Regions from separate parts of the Homo sapiens genome. Here region 2 is linked to region 1. A link is a loop called in an ENCODE intact Hi-C map of the cell type or tissue named here. Cell type or tissue: Caco-2. All regions are shown on one strand. Links, peaks and the distances in the headings refer to the core of each region. The heading gives the core; the rest is flanking DNA. Region 1 has its middle 13 kb from the start of LHFPL6. Region 2 overlaps STOML3 (stomatin like 3).

Evidence for each region. Peaks named below come from ENCODE experiments on the same cell type or tissue, not always from the same donor. Only the 100,000 strongest peaks of a DNase experiment are listed, where the experiment ranks them.
Region 2: it touches region 1 in a loop (19-fold over the local background); 11 of 110 quality-filtered maps call a loop at or near these places.

The regions. Positions count from the first base shown.
Region 1 is chr13:39,611,785-39,620,123 of GRCh38, reverse strand. No RefSeq gene overlaps it. Among named protein-coding and RNA genes, the nearest start is that of LHFPL6, 13 kb to the right of the region's middle. In Caco-2, for the core only: CTCF peaks have their summits at 3,838 (motif pointing right) and 7,891 (motif pointing right); DNase peaks (open chromatin) are centred at 3,833 and 7,913.
Region 2 is chr13:38,966,903-38,975,241 of GRCh38, reverse strand. It overlaps STOML3 (stomatin like 3), which reads left to right. Exons shown (of 7, transcript NM_145286.3): 4 at 2,648-2,730; 5 at 4,854-5,057; 6 at 6,708-6,842; 7 at 8,193-8,339. Among named protein-coding and RNA genes, the nearest start is that of STOML3, 20 kb to the left of the region's middle. In Caco-2, for the core only: a CTCF peak has its summit at 4,385; no DNase peak of the experiment used is centred there.

The sequences.
Region 1 (8,339 bases), core at 318-8,317:
CAAGGTCAGGAGTTCAAGACCAGAATGGCCAACATGGTGAAACCCCGGCTCTACTAAAAATACAAAAAATTAGCCGGGCATGGTGGCGGGTGCCTGTAATACCAGCTACTCTGCAGGCTGAGGCAGGAGAATCACTTGAACCCAGAAGGCAGAGGTTGTGGTGAGCCAAGATCACGCCATTGCACTCCAGCCTGGGCAACAAGAGTGAAACTCTGTCAAAAAAAAATTATTTAAGTTGGTTTTCACCTTTCTCTGGTATCTCCTTAAGTAGCTCAATAATCAACCTGCTGAATTATTCATCTGGCAATTCAGAGATTTCTTCTTGGTTTGGATTCATTGCTGGGAAGCTAGTGTGGTGTTCTGGGAGTGTTCTAGAACCGTGTTTTGTCATATTACCAGAATTACTTTCCTGAGTCCTTCCCATTTGGGTAGACTATTTCAGTGAAAAAAATCTAGAACTCAAGCGCTTCTGTTCAGATTCTTTTGTCCTGCAGAGTGATCCCTTGATGTGGTGCACTACCCCTTCCCCTAGGGATGGGGCTTCCTGAGAGCCAGACTGCAGTGATTGTTATTGCTCTTTTGGGTCTAGCCACCCAGTGGGCTCCAGGCTGGTCCTGGAGAATTTCTGCAAAAAGTCTTGTGATGTGATCCATCTTCAGATCTCCCAGCTATAGATACTAGCACCAGCACCTGCTTTGGTGGAGGTGGCAGGGGGGTGAAATAGACTGTGTGAGAGTCCTTGGTTGTAGATATGTTTAATGTGCTGGCTTTCTTGAATGCTGATTATGCTAGCAGAGAAGTTGTCATGTGAAGAGACTCAGGACCTCTGGTTAGCCAGGATGTTGCAGGCAATGGAATTAGCTTCTTCTTCCTCGGAGCAAGGTTATTCTGTCGTGACTTGCTGTGATATCCTGAGTTGGTTGGTCTCCAGCCAGGAGGTGGTGCTTTAAAGAGCACCAGCTGCCATAGTAGAAGGGGGACGTAAGCTTGCCCTAAGTTGGCCAGGATCAGTATTTAGGTTTCTCAGGCAATGGGCAGGGCCATAAAGCTCCCAAGGGTTTATGTCTCTTGTCATTGCCTACCAGGGTGGGTAGAGAAATGCCATCAGGTGGGGACAGGGTTAGGCGGGTCTGAGCTCAGACTATTTTTGGGTGGGTCTTGCTGTGGCCACTGTGGGGGATGGGGGGGGTGATTCTCAGGCCAATGGGGTTATGTTCTAGAGGGAATTATGGCTGCCTCTTTCACCAGGGAAGTGGGGGAAAGCTGGTAGCAATAGGCCTCACCCAGCTTCCACACAGTTGGTGATGCTGGTCTCACTTTGGGTGTGCCCTGCTAACAGCTCTGAGTTTATCTCCAGGAAGCCTGAGTGCAGGACTCAGACCTTGCCCCAGGCTATAAGCTTCTCTGCTGAAAAAGCAAGCATGGCTTTCAGGCTTTGCCCCTCACCCCTCCCCATCTCCCCACACTGTCAGCTATGTCTTCTGCTCTTCTTTCTGCAGCAGTTCCCATTTACTACCCAGATTCTGCTCAACACTTTGTGCACAGCCGAAATTATTACAAAGTTCAGTTGGAAGTTTATTTTACCCTGTGACCTCCTCTCAAATTCTGCTGGCTGCCTTCCCTGAGGGCCCCCGTGAGATATAGTCAAGGATGGCTCCTCTGGGCTTGAGTTGGAGGCTGGGAGTTCCTACATGGCTCTTTCCACTACTGCTTCTGCTTTTATATTCATGCTAAATCTGTTTTGGCTCTAGGTAAGGTTAAATCCTTCTCCCACAATCTGGATTTTCAGGTTCCCCAGTGGGGATGTGTGTTTGGAGGCAGGTTTGCCCCTCCTCTCACACTTTGGGAACTCACAGCTTTTCACCTGTCTCATGGAATTTGCAGTGGCCTGCTACTTCTTTCAAAGGATCTGTGAATTGTTTTGGTTTTCCTGGTACTTTTCTGTGGTGGTTCCTGGAGCAAAAGTCCATGGCGTGAGTCTCCACATGTTCTGTCTTTCCAAATGGGAGCTGCACGTTAGCCCTGTCTCCGATCCTCCATCTTCCTCCTCTCTCTTCTTTATTAGAATTTAAAGATAAGAAACTTGTTGTGAGGAGTAGAAAACATTTTGAAGATGATGCCAAGTCCTGTGGGTGAGTTCTGGCTTTGCATTTAACTCCTTGTATGACTTTTAGCCGGATAAAACTTCTCTGAGTTTGTTTTTTCATCTCTAGATGGAAATAATCCCATCTGGCCTGCCTCACATGGCTGTTGTGGAAGTTTACATGAGAAAAAAATATCTGAAAACACATTCTAATCTGTGCCATGTCCATCAATGTGAGGTGTAGGTGGGCATATTGGCTCATGCCTATAATCCAGCACTTTGGGAGGCTGAGGAGGGAGAATCTCTTGAGGCCAGAAGTTTGAGACCTGGGCAACATAGGGATGCCCAATCTCTATTAAAAAAAAAAAAAAAAAAAAGAAGTGAAGTGTTATCCACAAGAATGTCCAGCACAGAGAAAGACATAGAGCAAGTTCTTAATATACATATATTTTTTAAATTGTATCTTGGAATACTTGGAAATTTACGGAAAATTTGCAAAGATAATACGAAGAGTTCCCATACACCCCTCACTCAGTTTTAGTTTCCCCTAATGTTATCATTGTTATACAATGGTAAATATGTCCAAATGAAAAAAACCAACATTGATACAGGACTATTAACTAAATCCTATACTTTCACCAAACTGATATCCCAGTTTTTCTCCTAATGTCCTTTTTCAGCTCCAGGATCCCATGCAGAATACTATGCTGCATTTAATCCTCAGGTCTCTGTAGTCTCCTCTGCTCTGCAACAGTTTCTAAGTCATTCCTTGATTTTCATGATTTTGACAGTTTTGAGGAGTTCTGGTCAGGTATTTTGTAGGACAGCCCCCAATCCGGGTTGGTCTGTTGGAGTCATGGGATTTTGGAAGGAAAACCATGATGCTGAAGTGCCCTTTTTTCATATAATATCAGGTGTAGTTGGTGTCCATATGACATTATTGGCAATGCTCACCTGAGTCACTGGGTTAAGGTAGCATCTGCCAGCCTTCTCCACCGAAAAGTTACTATTTTTCCCTTTCCATACTCTAGTCTTTGTAAGTGAGTCATTCAGTGGAGTCTATCTTCAAGGGTTAGGGGGATAAATTCCACCTCTTTGGTGGAGTGGGAGATGGGGAAATATATACCTATATTATTTGGAATTCTTCTGTAAGGAAACAGTATTTTTTTTTTTTTTTTTTTTTTGAGATAGAGTTTCACTCTTGTGGCCCAGGCTGGAGTGCAATGGCACGATCTTGGCTCACTGCAAACTCCGCCTCCTGGGTTCAAGCAATTCTCCTGCCTCAGCTTCCTGAGTAGCTGGGATTACAGGTGCCCACCACCACACCCCGCTAATTTTTGTATTTTTAGTAGAGACGGGGTTTCATCATGTTAGTCAGTCAGGTCTCGAACTCCTGACCTCAGGTGATCCACCCACCTTGGCCTCTCAAAGTGCTGGGATTACGGGCATGAGCCACCATGCCCGGCCAGGAAACAGTATATTTTAAACCATCGAATAACAGGAACAATATTGATTGATATGAGGTTCAGTTTTTATTCTCTGCTTACTTAACTTCTGGTAAGAAAGCTAAGATTAACCTTTCAGACAATAGGCAGAGTGCAGGTGGGGGAATGAAGAGTCACTAAAGACCGAGAAAACCCACAAATTAGAGAATAAGCCTCTTTATGCCTGAGAGTTGACTGTCATTCCAGCTACCCCATTGCCAAAGAGCAGAGCTTCCTAATATGGGAAAGCATACTCCTGTGATAACAGCAGATGTCGCTATTGAGTAACGGCCGTGTAGCTTCTCCCTCACGGGGTCTTTGCCTAAATACTAAGCTCTTGCTGTAGACTGAAGAAGCAACATTCTATACCTATCATTTAAATTCTTCCCTGGAAGATATTTTAAAATTTAAATAAGAAACATAATATTTATTCAGTTTCTGCAAACTGATCAAAGTAAACACTGTGTGGGGGTTTCTATATCAATTCTAAAGTCTGATATAGACTATTTTAGTGGAAACATGGGTAAGTATTCCATTTAATTTATTGTTTTGTCAGTAGACTTTCTTAAACATTTGATACTCAGATGTATCTCTATTCTTGCAATGATAAATATGGACAACAATATGAAGAATTAGAAGGTCACGGATACTTTTGAGACAGTATGTTTTGTATTCTATCCACAAAACTCATTTTCAAAAATAATTGTTAGTTAGAATTGATATAAATCAGTTAGGGCTATTGATTGCATGTATGAGTTAATGTTATTTAAGAAGGATTTCAAGATTGTACTAATGAACCCAAAGTACTCTATGGAACCCAAAGTGCTTTCACATCTTAAAGTTACTTAGTAGGACCATCTGGGCCTCAAATTGTTGAGTCCAGTATTTTCTTTGTCTCTGCTAAGGTGGCTGCTAAACTGGATTGTCAAGATAGGCTCAGAAATAGGGAGGCAGAAAGAAAACAAAGTTAGAGTTGGACTTGATTAGAGCAAGAAAAATCTCACTTTTGGAGGCTTTTCTCTCAGAATTCTTTTTTATGTTTTATTTTTTATTTTTGAGACAGAGTCTTGCTCTTGTCGCCCAGGCTGGAGTGCAATCACGCGATCTCGGCTCACTGCAACCTCCACCTCCCAGGTTCAGGTGATTCTCCTGCCTCAGCCTCCCAAGTAGCTGGGATTACAGGTGCCTGCCATCACGCCAGGCTAATTTTGTTTGTATTTTTAGTAGAGATGGGGTTTCACCATGTTGGCCAGGCTGGTCCTGAACTCCTGACCTCAGGTGATCCATACACCTCGGCCTCCCAAAGTGCTGGGATTACAGGTGTGAGCCACCGTGACCAGCCCTCTCTCAGATTTCTTGAGCTCAGAGTAAACATATATTTCTATCACTTCTCCATTGTTTGATTTTCATTAAAATGTATCAAAGTATCAGACATCATGTCCATTGAGAAGTCTTTATTGGCCACCATTTTGTTCAAGATAGTAAGCTGATCAATACATCAAAATTAGGGTACTGTTTGATGTTTTTATTTCTATGAAAAACTTGGTCAGAATTTGTCTTTTCTTTGAAAATAAACTGTGGAAAACATAATAGATTGCATGTTGAATAATCATGTTTTTAAAAGAAGGTTCATATTAGTTTCATATAACAATTTATCTTAAAAGGGTAAGTCAGACATTTATTGTAAGTTTGACTGTGTTGGATTATTTCTTGCTAACTGATCCTAGAATAATAAAAGAGAAAACTTATTATTGATACAATAATAGCCACCATTTATTGAGCAGTTGCTACATGTCAGGCATGGCTTTAAGTATTTTACATATATTATCTTATTTAGTCTTTAGAATAACTCTATGGGCAGAGATTATTATCTCTACCTTGCCCATGAGCATATTGAGTTTTAGACACAGGCTAAGTGTATTAGTCCCTTTTCACACTGCTGATAAAGACATACCTGAGACTGGGCAATTTACAAAGAAAGAGGTTTAATTGGACTTATAGTTCCATGTGGCTGGGGAAGCCTCACAAACATGGCGGGAGACAAGGAGGAACAAGTCATGTCTTACATGAATGGCAGCAGGCAAAGAGAGAGCTTGTGCAGGTAAATTCTTGTTTTTAAAGCACCAGGTCTCATGAGACTCATTCACTATCACAAGAACAGCACAGGAAAGACCCACCCCCATAATTCAATCACCTCCCACCAGATTCTTCCTACAACGCATGGGAATTGTGGGAGTTACAAATCAAGATGAGATTTGGGTGGGGACACAGCCAAACCATATCACTAAGTAACTTACCTGAGATAAGAAAACCAGGGAGTGGCAATGCCCAAATCTGCCTCCTCTAAACTACACCTGGCCTTCCTCTCACAGGAGGTATTTCTATGGCTAAATCAAATTCAGATCAATCCTGTCTTGGTAGCAGCAAATCATTATGCTATTTCTGATGCTTCTACTTAAGTTTATTACATGTCAACACTTGAAGAAAATCTGAAAAAAGCACGTAGACAAAAAAATCTTTTCTTTTTAATATTAAACAGAAAAAAGCAATTGGAATTATGTTCATTGTACTATGTTATGTTTAGGGTCTTGACCTTAGCATGCTCCTGGCAAACCAATTGTCCCCTATAATTCATCTTAAAAGAGATTGTCAGACATTTACTGTAGATTTGAATGTATTGAACTGTTTTTAACTAAATAACTTCTAAGATGGCAGAATAGAAATTATGAAGAACCTGGGTAGGGAAATAAATGATTTAAAACTGATGGTTTGGATGAATTTAGTACATTTGGATGCCTGACATCAGATTGTTCATCGTTCTCCAGCACTGATTAGTACTGATTAGTGTAATGGAATTATTATTATGGCTTTAAAAAAATTAAAGAGTATTATTTTATCTAAGTAGTATATGAATAAGAAATGGGAGAAAAGTTAATCAGTGGCACAATGGTGCATTCATTCACCTATATCCCTGCTGTGGTTTGTTTAATCTTCAAAAAGTTTATCTCACGTAGCTAACATACTACAGCAAGAAATTTTCTGATACCAACCTGACTGGCTATTGGTAATTACTTTATCAGTCTCATTCCACAAACTTTATGTAAATCATTGCTATAGGCTGAATGTTTATAACCCTCACAACATTCAAACATTGAGACCTAACTCCCAATGTGACGGTATTCAGAGGCAGGGCCTTTGGGAGGTGGTCAGGTCATGAGGACAGAGCCCTCATAATGGGATTAGTGCCCTTATAAAAGAGATCCCAGAGAGCTCCCTCGCTCCTTCTGCCATGTGAGGACACCACAAGAGAAGACAGCTGTCTATGAACCAGGAAGCTGGCCCTCACCAGACCCTGAATCTGCCAGTGTCTTGATCTTGGACTTTCCAGCCTTTAGGACTGTAAGAAATATATTTCTGTGTTTAGAAGGCACCTGATTTATGGTATTCTGTTATATTGTGTTAAGTATTCTGTTACATATATTCATGGTATTCTGTTATGGTATTCTGCCGTTAAAAGTAATGGCAAAAACTGCAATTGCTTTTGCACCAACCTAACAGCAGCCCTAAGGAACTAAGACAACCATACAGCTTTGTTGGGAGCAGAGAACAGAAGGATGATCAGATTCCTCATTTTATACTGTTACTTGTCCAAAATCAAGCAACAATTTAACAGCTACATCAAACTCAGAAGTGGGTGTTCCTGACTTCTACCTTAGTGTTTAGATGTGGCATTGAGCTTCTTTTTGTGTCTCCCTCTTTTCTGTCTCTTTATATACAAAATTGCAAGTTAGGAGGCATCAATCAAACGCCGGATGTTTATTCTCGGTCTATTTAGCCAGACCCAAAGGCTTCTTTGAATCAAGGAAATCAGGCTTTTCCTCTCTTTGCTGCACCATAATTATTTGTTTTCTAAGTTATATCCAGGTTGAAATAAGACTTGCAATGTTTTCAGATCAAAAGCAGTGTAAGTAAAAACTTAAAACTGTGAAGTAAATACCTCTACATAATTTCTGATTGAGAATCATGACCATGAAAGAAATAATAGCCACATATACGAAAACAAAGGCAAAGGAAGAAATATAATTAAGCGACAGGGAGCTTATAGCAAAGATAGAACGTGGGCTTCTCCTGACTTAATGCCACTTTCAATATACCTATACTAAGCCAAGCCTGTGCCCATGTTAATGTGTTAAGAGTAGAGACATTTGAGATACTAATCAATTAACAGAAAAGTCAGACAAAATTAAGCTGAAATCTAACCTGTATCCCTACACCTAGAAGAGAAATTACTGAAGATTCAATCTCCTTTTTGCTGCATTTCTGCCACTAGGAGGCGCCTGGTATAAAGAAACAAGTACTTAACAGTCAGGAAAATTGCATTACAATCCAAGCACTGTCATTAATTCAAGCTCTACCAATTGCTAATATGAATAAAGGAACTGATTCATGTCATCTAAGGCAAATGATCATATATAATGGTGAATAATTTTATTAGATAAAGACACTGTTGAGAGTAAATAGGTTATAATAGACGTGATATTTGAGTCATAATTAGCATGTTGAAGATCCAGTCTCAGAATTTGAACTCAGGTTTCTGACTCCCCATGTAGTGTTCCTTCCGCTCCTGAAGGCAGTGCATTCTGATTATGATGGTCAGAAGCCCGTTCTGAGTCTTCTTGGAAAAGGTAGATCTCTCTGAAGGCAGCTGAGCAGTGTATTTTTATATGCTTTTCTTTAGACCAGGAGTTATGTGGGATTCTTATTTTAACATT
Region 2 (8,339 bases), core at 10-8,009, 640 kb after region 1:
TCAAGTGATTTTCTCACCTTAGCCTCCCGAGTAGCTGGGATTACAGGCACCCACTATCATAAGCGGCTAATTTTTGTAGAGATGGGGTTTCACCATGTTGGCCTGACTGGTCTTGAACTCCTGACCTCAGGTGATCCGCCCGTCTCGACCTCTCAAAGTGCTGGGATTACAAGCATGAGCCACCACGCCCAGCAGCCATTTCAAGTATAATCTTACTTGTCTAATTTCATAAAGGACCTAAGAAAAAGAAGGTAAAAACTACTTATAGATGTTCTTGTGAGTTTGGCAAAGCAAGAGTCATTCAACTGAGGTATAACAGCCCAGGATTAACTTCCTCCTGGTTGTGTTCCACCTGGTGGGGCTAAGATTATAAGTTAAAATAAAATTGGATCCAAGAGAAGCAGAACAGACAGAACTTGGAGGCCTCTAGAGAAAAATATACCATTTTTAAATGAATTTTCCCCTAAGATTTCACTATTAAATGTCTCAGGATAACAACTCTCGTCATACGTGTCTCTGGGGTTAATGAGTTACCTCAGCATGTCATAAGGACAAGAGGGAAACAAGCCAAATTGCTAATGGAAAACCTCTCCACTTTCATAAATTGTAAATTATTCTTGAATAATAACTGACACTTCATGAGCATTTAATACATACCTGGCACTGTATTTAGTACTTTATTTCATCATGATGTTGAATCATGCTTAATCTTCACTACCAGCTTATATATATTAGGTAACCGAAGTGTTAGGTGAGTTTTCCCTGGTCACAAGGCTACTAGGTAGTAGGTTGGGACTTAACTCTGTCTAGTTCTCAGGTCCATGATCTTAACCACAGTGACCTGGCACCAAAAATGGAAGTAAGGTTTAGAGGCCAAAAGAAAGAAAGCACTTCACCAAACACTGTGTAAAGGGGTGGTGATACTGCCACCCCTTTACACGGTGTTTGGCCCCAGAACTGGTTTCTGCTGTGAAAACAAAAACAATAATGCAAAGCCTTTTTGATTAATGGAAATATATTAGTGTCCCCATCTTGCTGACATTCCTTGTGGTTCTAATCTTTGTAGCTCTCACAGTAAAGAACAACATTCACCAGGTTAATGTTAAGAGTTCCCAGGGTCCTTAAATGAACTTTCTTATGCCCATCCTTCCCTGACCCAGCTCCAACTTAATGCCTCACAAATCAGAAAGAAGTAGATGTGTTTACAGCAGGAGAATGCTATTGTACATGAATTAGATCATGGCTGTGGATAAACTATTAACTCTGGAATACATTGATTTAGAGGAATGTGAGACCCTGGGAAGATTTTAATTCAATAATCCTTCATTACTATTTAAATTGACTGAGAATGTTGGCAGTCACTGATATTCAAAGCCAAATCTATTACTTGAATCTGTTACATAAGTATCTTTATTATAAGAAAACTACTTTCCAAAATATTTTATTTTTTTGGTGCAGTATTTTAGAGCAAATACAGAATACCAGATCATGTCATTTTTCCTCTAAACACTTTAGTCTGTATATCTAGCTGATAAGAACTTTATTAACACCATGCTGCTTTGGTCTGAGTATTTGTGTCCCCCCAAAATTCATAGGTTGAACCCAATCAGCAGTGTAATGATATTAGGAGGTGAGGACCCTGGGAGGTAATTAGATCATAAGGGAATCACCCTCACGAGTGGAATTAGTGGCCTTGTAAAGGAAGTCTCAGGGAGCTGTCATGTCCCTCCCAGGACACCACATGACCATCTATAAATCTGGAAATGGGCCCTCACAAGACACTGCATCTATGAGCATCTTGATCTTGGACTTCCCAGGCTGCAGAACTATATGAAATAAACTTCTGTTGTTTATAAGCCACCCAGTTTATGGTATTTTGTTACAGCAGCCTGAACAGACTAAGACATATGCCATTATCACAACCAGTACAATGAACAAGAACACCTTAATTTTTTTTTTTTGACAGAGTTTTGCTTTTGTTGCCCAGGCTGGAGTGCAGTGGCACGATCTTGGCTCACTGCAACCTTTGCCTCCTGGGTTCAAGCAATTCTTCTGCTTCAGCCTCCCGAGTAGCTGGGATTACAGGCATGTGTGACCATGCCCAGATAATTTTTTTTTTTTTTTTTTTTTTTTTTTTTTTTTTTTAGTAGAGACGGGGCTTCACCATGTTGGCCAGGCTGGTCTTGAACTCCTGACCTCAGGTGATCTGCCTGCCTCGGCCTCCCAGAGTGCTGGGATTACAGGCGTGAGCCACCGCGCCCAGCCTTAACATCTTTTAATATGCATTCTGTGTTCAAATTTTCCACTTGTCCCAAAGATGCTTTTCACAATTGGTCAGAATATTATTTTTAGTTAATGTCCAATTAAACACTTGGATAGAAGTAGATTGTTTTAAAAATAAAAACCAAAAATTAAATGTCAGGGATCTTTAGCTTCTTACCAAAAGACTTCACTTCGCAGGCAATTACTTTTCTTTAGTCACTGACCTAGAGGATGAAATCATTTTCCTCAGAGTTTCATGTGTGCATATTGAGGATCATCTGAGAAACATGTATCGCCCCATGTAAATGATGCACTATGCTGCTATGAGACTACTTGTAGTTATTTTCAACAGAGCAACATTTTAAACTGATTTTTTCTCTCATAGGTTTGATCCTGGTCCTGCCATGCATAGATGTGTTTGTCAAAGTTGACCTCCGAACAGTTACTTGCAACATTCCTCCACAAGAGGTAGTACTGATTAAGGATATGTCACTCGAAATTAAACTTGTATTTTCTCTATTATAAGGACAATTACAATTTTATAGTTCACTTTTAAACTATAGGAGGGAAGATGAGCTGAGTACCCGCAGAGACCTGCTTGAATTGCCCTTCCTTGGTGGCTCCCAAAACTACAAAGAATGTGTTTTGCCAAATGAGAATGAAGCCAAGAGCAAGGGCTGAATTGCTAGAAGACTTAGAATGGCCTGGTGTGAGAAAGCCTGACAGCAGAGATCTAGTTAGCAGGGAAGCTGGGATGGAGAATGACAGAGCAGAGGCTTGGAAGAGACAGACAGTCACTGTATGAAGGAGCTGAATTGAATCTGACAGAGGGCAGATGGAAGGCAGTGGCTGGTTTTGATACCACCCTCTCTATCACCTTCTCAGAATTTTTTGTAATATCCACATGAGTCACATTTGCTTCTGACTTTAAATTATTTCTGTGTTTGGATGCAATAGAGGGGGCAGGCATAAGGACAGAGGAGAGGCTGTACAGGGCCCACTTGTGTTTGTATTTTGCGTAAGTCTTTTTTTTGTTTGTTTGTTTTTTTCTTTTGAGACAGAGTTTCACTCTTGTCGCCCAGGCTGGAGTGCAGTGGTGCAATCTCGGCTCATTGCAACCTCTACCTCCCGGGTTCAAGTGATTCTCCTGCCTCAGCCTCCCAAGTAGCTGGGATTACAGGTGCCTGTCACCACGCCCAGCTAATTTTTGTATTTTTAGTGGAGACAGGGTTTCACCATGTTGGCCAGACTGGTCTCTCGAACTCCTGACCTCAGGTAATCTGCCTGCTTCGGCCTCCCAAAGTGCAGGCATAAAAGGCCTGAGCCACTGCACCCAGCCCACATAAGTCTTTTAATTCTTGAAGTACTACAAGTAAATAACCAAAATAGTAACTCAGCAATAGGGAAGAGGAATAGAGTTACCAATTATCATATCACCCTCTCATAACCAAAGTGGTTCAGGTTAGAGGAAGAGAAATTCAGGACCTACGATATGGGAGGGCAATGGTGATAAGAAGACGAAAATCAACATTTATAAATATATGTTAATTTTCTTCTGTCTGGTTCAGGAAACTCAACCAGGACTCAAACATGATGTCTTCATGTCACTTAGGAACTGCAGAATACTTACTTTTGAATTCAGCCCCAGGTCAGACATGGTGGCTCACGCCTGTAATCATAGCACTTTGAGAGGCTGAGGCAGGAGGATTACTTAAGGTCAGGAGTTCAAGACCAGCCTGGCCAACATGGCGAAACCTCATCTCTACTAAAAATACAAAAATTAGCTGGGCATGGTGGCATGCACCTGTAATCCCAGCTACTCAGGAGACTGAGGCAGGAGAGTCACTTGCACCTGGGAGACGGAGGTTGCAGTGAGCAGAGATTGCGCCACTGCAGTCCAGCCTGGGTGACGGAGCCAAACTCCATCTCAAAAAAAAAAAAGAAAGAATTCAGCTGCAGTCAGGAGAGGTTGGGATGCTTAGTGACCTACAGTAGGGACTTTTCTAGCTCTGTAATGGACAGTTCTAGGTTCTGCTTCCATAGTATACCCAGAAATCTCTCATTTGCTCCAAAACATCCTGTCACATTATTCAGAATGATTGATGCTGAGCCTCTCCATAGAGCGAAATCGATTTTTCTTTACATGGTCTCTGGTGCCATCTATGTTTTCTAAGAATCACTGCTTCAAGTCTGATAAAAACTGAAAAGAAAAAAGAGTACAGGTATCAGGGAAACAAGTGTTCTACTTCTGCTTAGAAGACTGAAGATAATAGAATGACACAAGGGCTGTACTGTTAACATTTAAAATGGAAGGGCCTGTTCTTAGCATGTCAAGTCAAGGGTTTCTGCCTATAGGATGTAAAAGCTTCTTAAAGATGAAGTCACAGGGGTAGGTATGATGACATCTTTAGAGGAATTGCGTATCAGCTGGGAAGATATTCTATCCAAGCCAGGACAGGTTTTAGGTGACTGTAGCATGAGTTGTCGTTACTGCTCTCCTTCTGTGGAGGATGGCTCTTGGGCTGGCTGTCACTTTGTCAGTAGTGGTGAAAGTCATAAATAAGTGATTTTGCCCTGTTCTTACTCCACAGATCCTCACCAGAGACTCCGTAACTACTCAGGTAGATGGAGTTGTCTATTACAGAATCTATAGTGCTGTCTCAGCAGTGGCTAATGTCAACGATGTCCATCAAGCAACATTTCTGCTGGCTCAAACCACTCTGAGAAATGTCTTAGGGACACAGACCTTGTCCCAGATCTTAGCTGGACGAGAAGAGATCGCCCATAGCATCCAGGTAAAGACACCATGAACTAATAGCCTGTATCTTTAACTTGTTAATTTTAATTATCAGTGATTATTAAATGTCAGCAGTTCAAAGCATCCCCCACCACATGCATGCTTGCACACACTCACACACAGACAACTGCTCTAGAGGTGAGCTTCAGTTGTGATTTCACTTACCTGTTACTGCAAGAAATATATTTAAATATCTGAGTGCAAGAAAGCAGTTGCTGAAAATGTGCTCCTTATCCATTTTCTTTGGAATTCAAACTTATGAATTAACGTCTTACAAGTATAGTCTTTTTTGAAGAAGTTAGAGATCAGATTTATTTTTAGGTTAGATTATTCCAGAAGTGCAGCCATTTCTCAGGTAGCCTATATATTTAAATAAAGTGTGAAAGTTAAATTCAATTGAGACAGCATAGACCTATCATCTCTAGAAATTCTTACACCATGCCACCAATATCACTAATAACATTAATAGTAATGATAATTATGATATCAATAAAGAGGTAACAGCTATCGATCTCATCTCTCACACACACGAGTTTATGGACAAGAATACTTCTGTATTTTCTTAGATGAATTACATTTGGGTTCTGAGCTTCCTTTCTGTAAGTCAATTATATAAAGAAATTCAGCTTTGGTTCTTCTTGGCCTCTCCTCTAGTCCCTACAGTAGAGGAAAGGTCCCAAGCTTTTATAAGGCAGTAGGAGTTCTGCATGATAATTCTCCATATTGTTTATATGTGCCCCACGAATTTAACAACTCAAAGGTATCCCATCCACAGCCAGGTCACTGACTTCTTGTGAGGTCTCAGTATCTCAGGTGTCATATCCTGCAGGGATCACAGAAAGGCAAGGGAGGGATCACTGCCCCCACCTCTTTAGGGGAGCTATCCTTTTGATCCTACCATTTCTCAAGACACTCATCTTCTCCAGGATGACCAGCAAGATATCTTCAATGGTTTTAAGCTTTTACGAAAGACAAGAGTATCTTTGACTTTAGGCTGCTTCTGCCTTGAAAAATATGCCTTGCTTCTTTAAAGCTGGCCATAGAGCAGAAGTTAAACAGAGCGAGATAAATAATATCTCAAAAAGGACCCAATAATAATATGCATTGAGTCATTGCTGGGTACTGAGAGATATCTTATATGTATTGTCTCCATATCTAATAACAGTCCTGAAAGAAAACCTTTTATAGGTAAGAAAACTGAGAGCCAGATAAGTTAAGAAACTGTCCCTATGATTCACAACTGCAAATGGCAGAGCCAAAGCAAAATCCAGGTCTGTCTGAGAAACCCGTTCATTGCTGCCTGCTTGATACCAGGTACAAGCACATTTGGGATATTTTCTCAAATCTAGATGGATCTCATATACCTCCTTGGGATTGGTTTTGGGGTAGATCCTGCTGATAGACACCCACTAAAAGGTCTGCCAGATTTAATTCCTGAATTCTTAAAGAGATTCACTTTAAATTCCAAAAAATGATCAATAAGAATATTAACTCTTATTCTCTTCCTAAATTGTCTCACTCCAAATGCTGTAAATGCAAAAGAAAAAGAAAAAAAAGAAAAATGTATCTTGAAAGTATAAAACATATCAGAAACATACATCATATCACCTGTCTTTCTTATTAGTCTTCCCTTTTAATTTGGAAACAGACTTTACTTGATGATGCCACCGAACTGTGGGGGATCCGGGTGGCCCGAGTGGAAATCAAAGATGTTCGGATTCCCGTGCAGTTGCAGAGATCCATGGCAGCCGAGGCTGAGGCCACCCGGGAAGCGAGAGCCAAGGTAAGTGTTGTGCAGTTCACACATGGAGGGAGAACTGCCTAGTGTTGGGGCCAACAAGGATAGGACTTGAACAGAAGATTGGGTCTGTCAATTATTTGCATGAGAAAGGGGTTTCTTTTCACAGTTTTACTGAGAATTTTCCCTGAATTAAAAGGTAACCAGCAGCTTACTGTACCTTGAGGAAGTTTGGTAGCAGGTCTTGGGTTAAGAGGATGCTCAGTAACGTACTGAGCAACTTAGCCAAGTAGGTCCCAACTCTAGCCGCATATCAGTGTTCCCTGGGGAGAATTTAACAAAACAAAACAAAATACCAATTTCCAAGCCTTACTTCAAACCCAGGCTTGAAGCAGTCTTGAGTGGGCTAAGAAACCTCTATTTTCATAAAGCTGGTGACTTAGATGTAGCCAACATGGAACCTGTCTTTTGCGCATTGTTGTTCTTGTATATTAAACGTTGCTGGAATAAAAGGGGGCAATTAAATACAATCCAGGTAAGAATTACAAAATGTAAGTGCACCCTGGCTCTGAATGTCCTTGAAATCTGTTGAGATTCTGACTTTCATGCCTGTGTGGATAACTTTCCTGAAGTATCAGAAATCTACTGGGATCCCAAGCCTTTGTGTATCCTCTTTGGAAACTTACTTGTTAGCTGATGAAGGTGTTTCTTTGACTCAAATCTGGTTTATCTGCTAAGCTCCAGCAGCTTCCAGGAAGGGACTCGGCAATGATAGAAGAGAGATCACTTTTGCACACAGGCAGATGGCCACAGATGAGGCAGCTGAATCACTCCTGGACAGTCTGAGAGCTATAAAGAGTGATGTACTTAAGAGATTGCCAGTGTTACAAGGCTGGCACTTATTGCTGCTTGTAATCAAGAGCCAAGAGAACTAGAAACAATTCTCGGTTTGTAAGAATGACACCAAAGTGGCAACAGAATGAACTTAAAAACATCTAAGATAACTAAAAATGATAAAAACATCAGTTAGAGGCCTTAAATTTCAGACTTCTCTGGAAATGAATGCAGCAAGTAGTGAGGCTCCAAAGTGCTTCCAGGCATTATTAGGGTAGATGCCAAGTATTCATTTGTATTCAAGAGAGTACTTTTATTTTTGTTTGATGATAAAATCTAGGGACCTACGATTTGTACAATATCCCTCCTTGCTTCCTGCAACCTCCTTGAATTTCTCTAATTATGTTAGGAAGTGAAACTTATCCTCGCCAAAGAAGTAGATGAAACACATGTGGCAACATGGGGGCTGGGGAGAGGGGTATCAATACAGACCCAGAAAAAGAAAGAACTAGTTATAGTGTAAACTTTTATTTCTGAACGATTTTATTTCTGTCATTTCAGGTCCTTGCAGCTGAAGGAGAAATGAATGCTTCCAAATCCCTGAAGTCAGCCTCCATGGTGCTGGCTGAGTCTCCCATAGCTCTCCAGCTGCGCTACCTGCAGACCTTGAGCACGGTAGCCACCGAGAAGAATTCTACGATTGTGTTT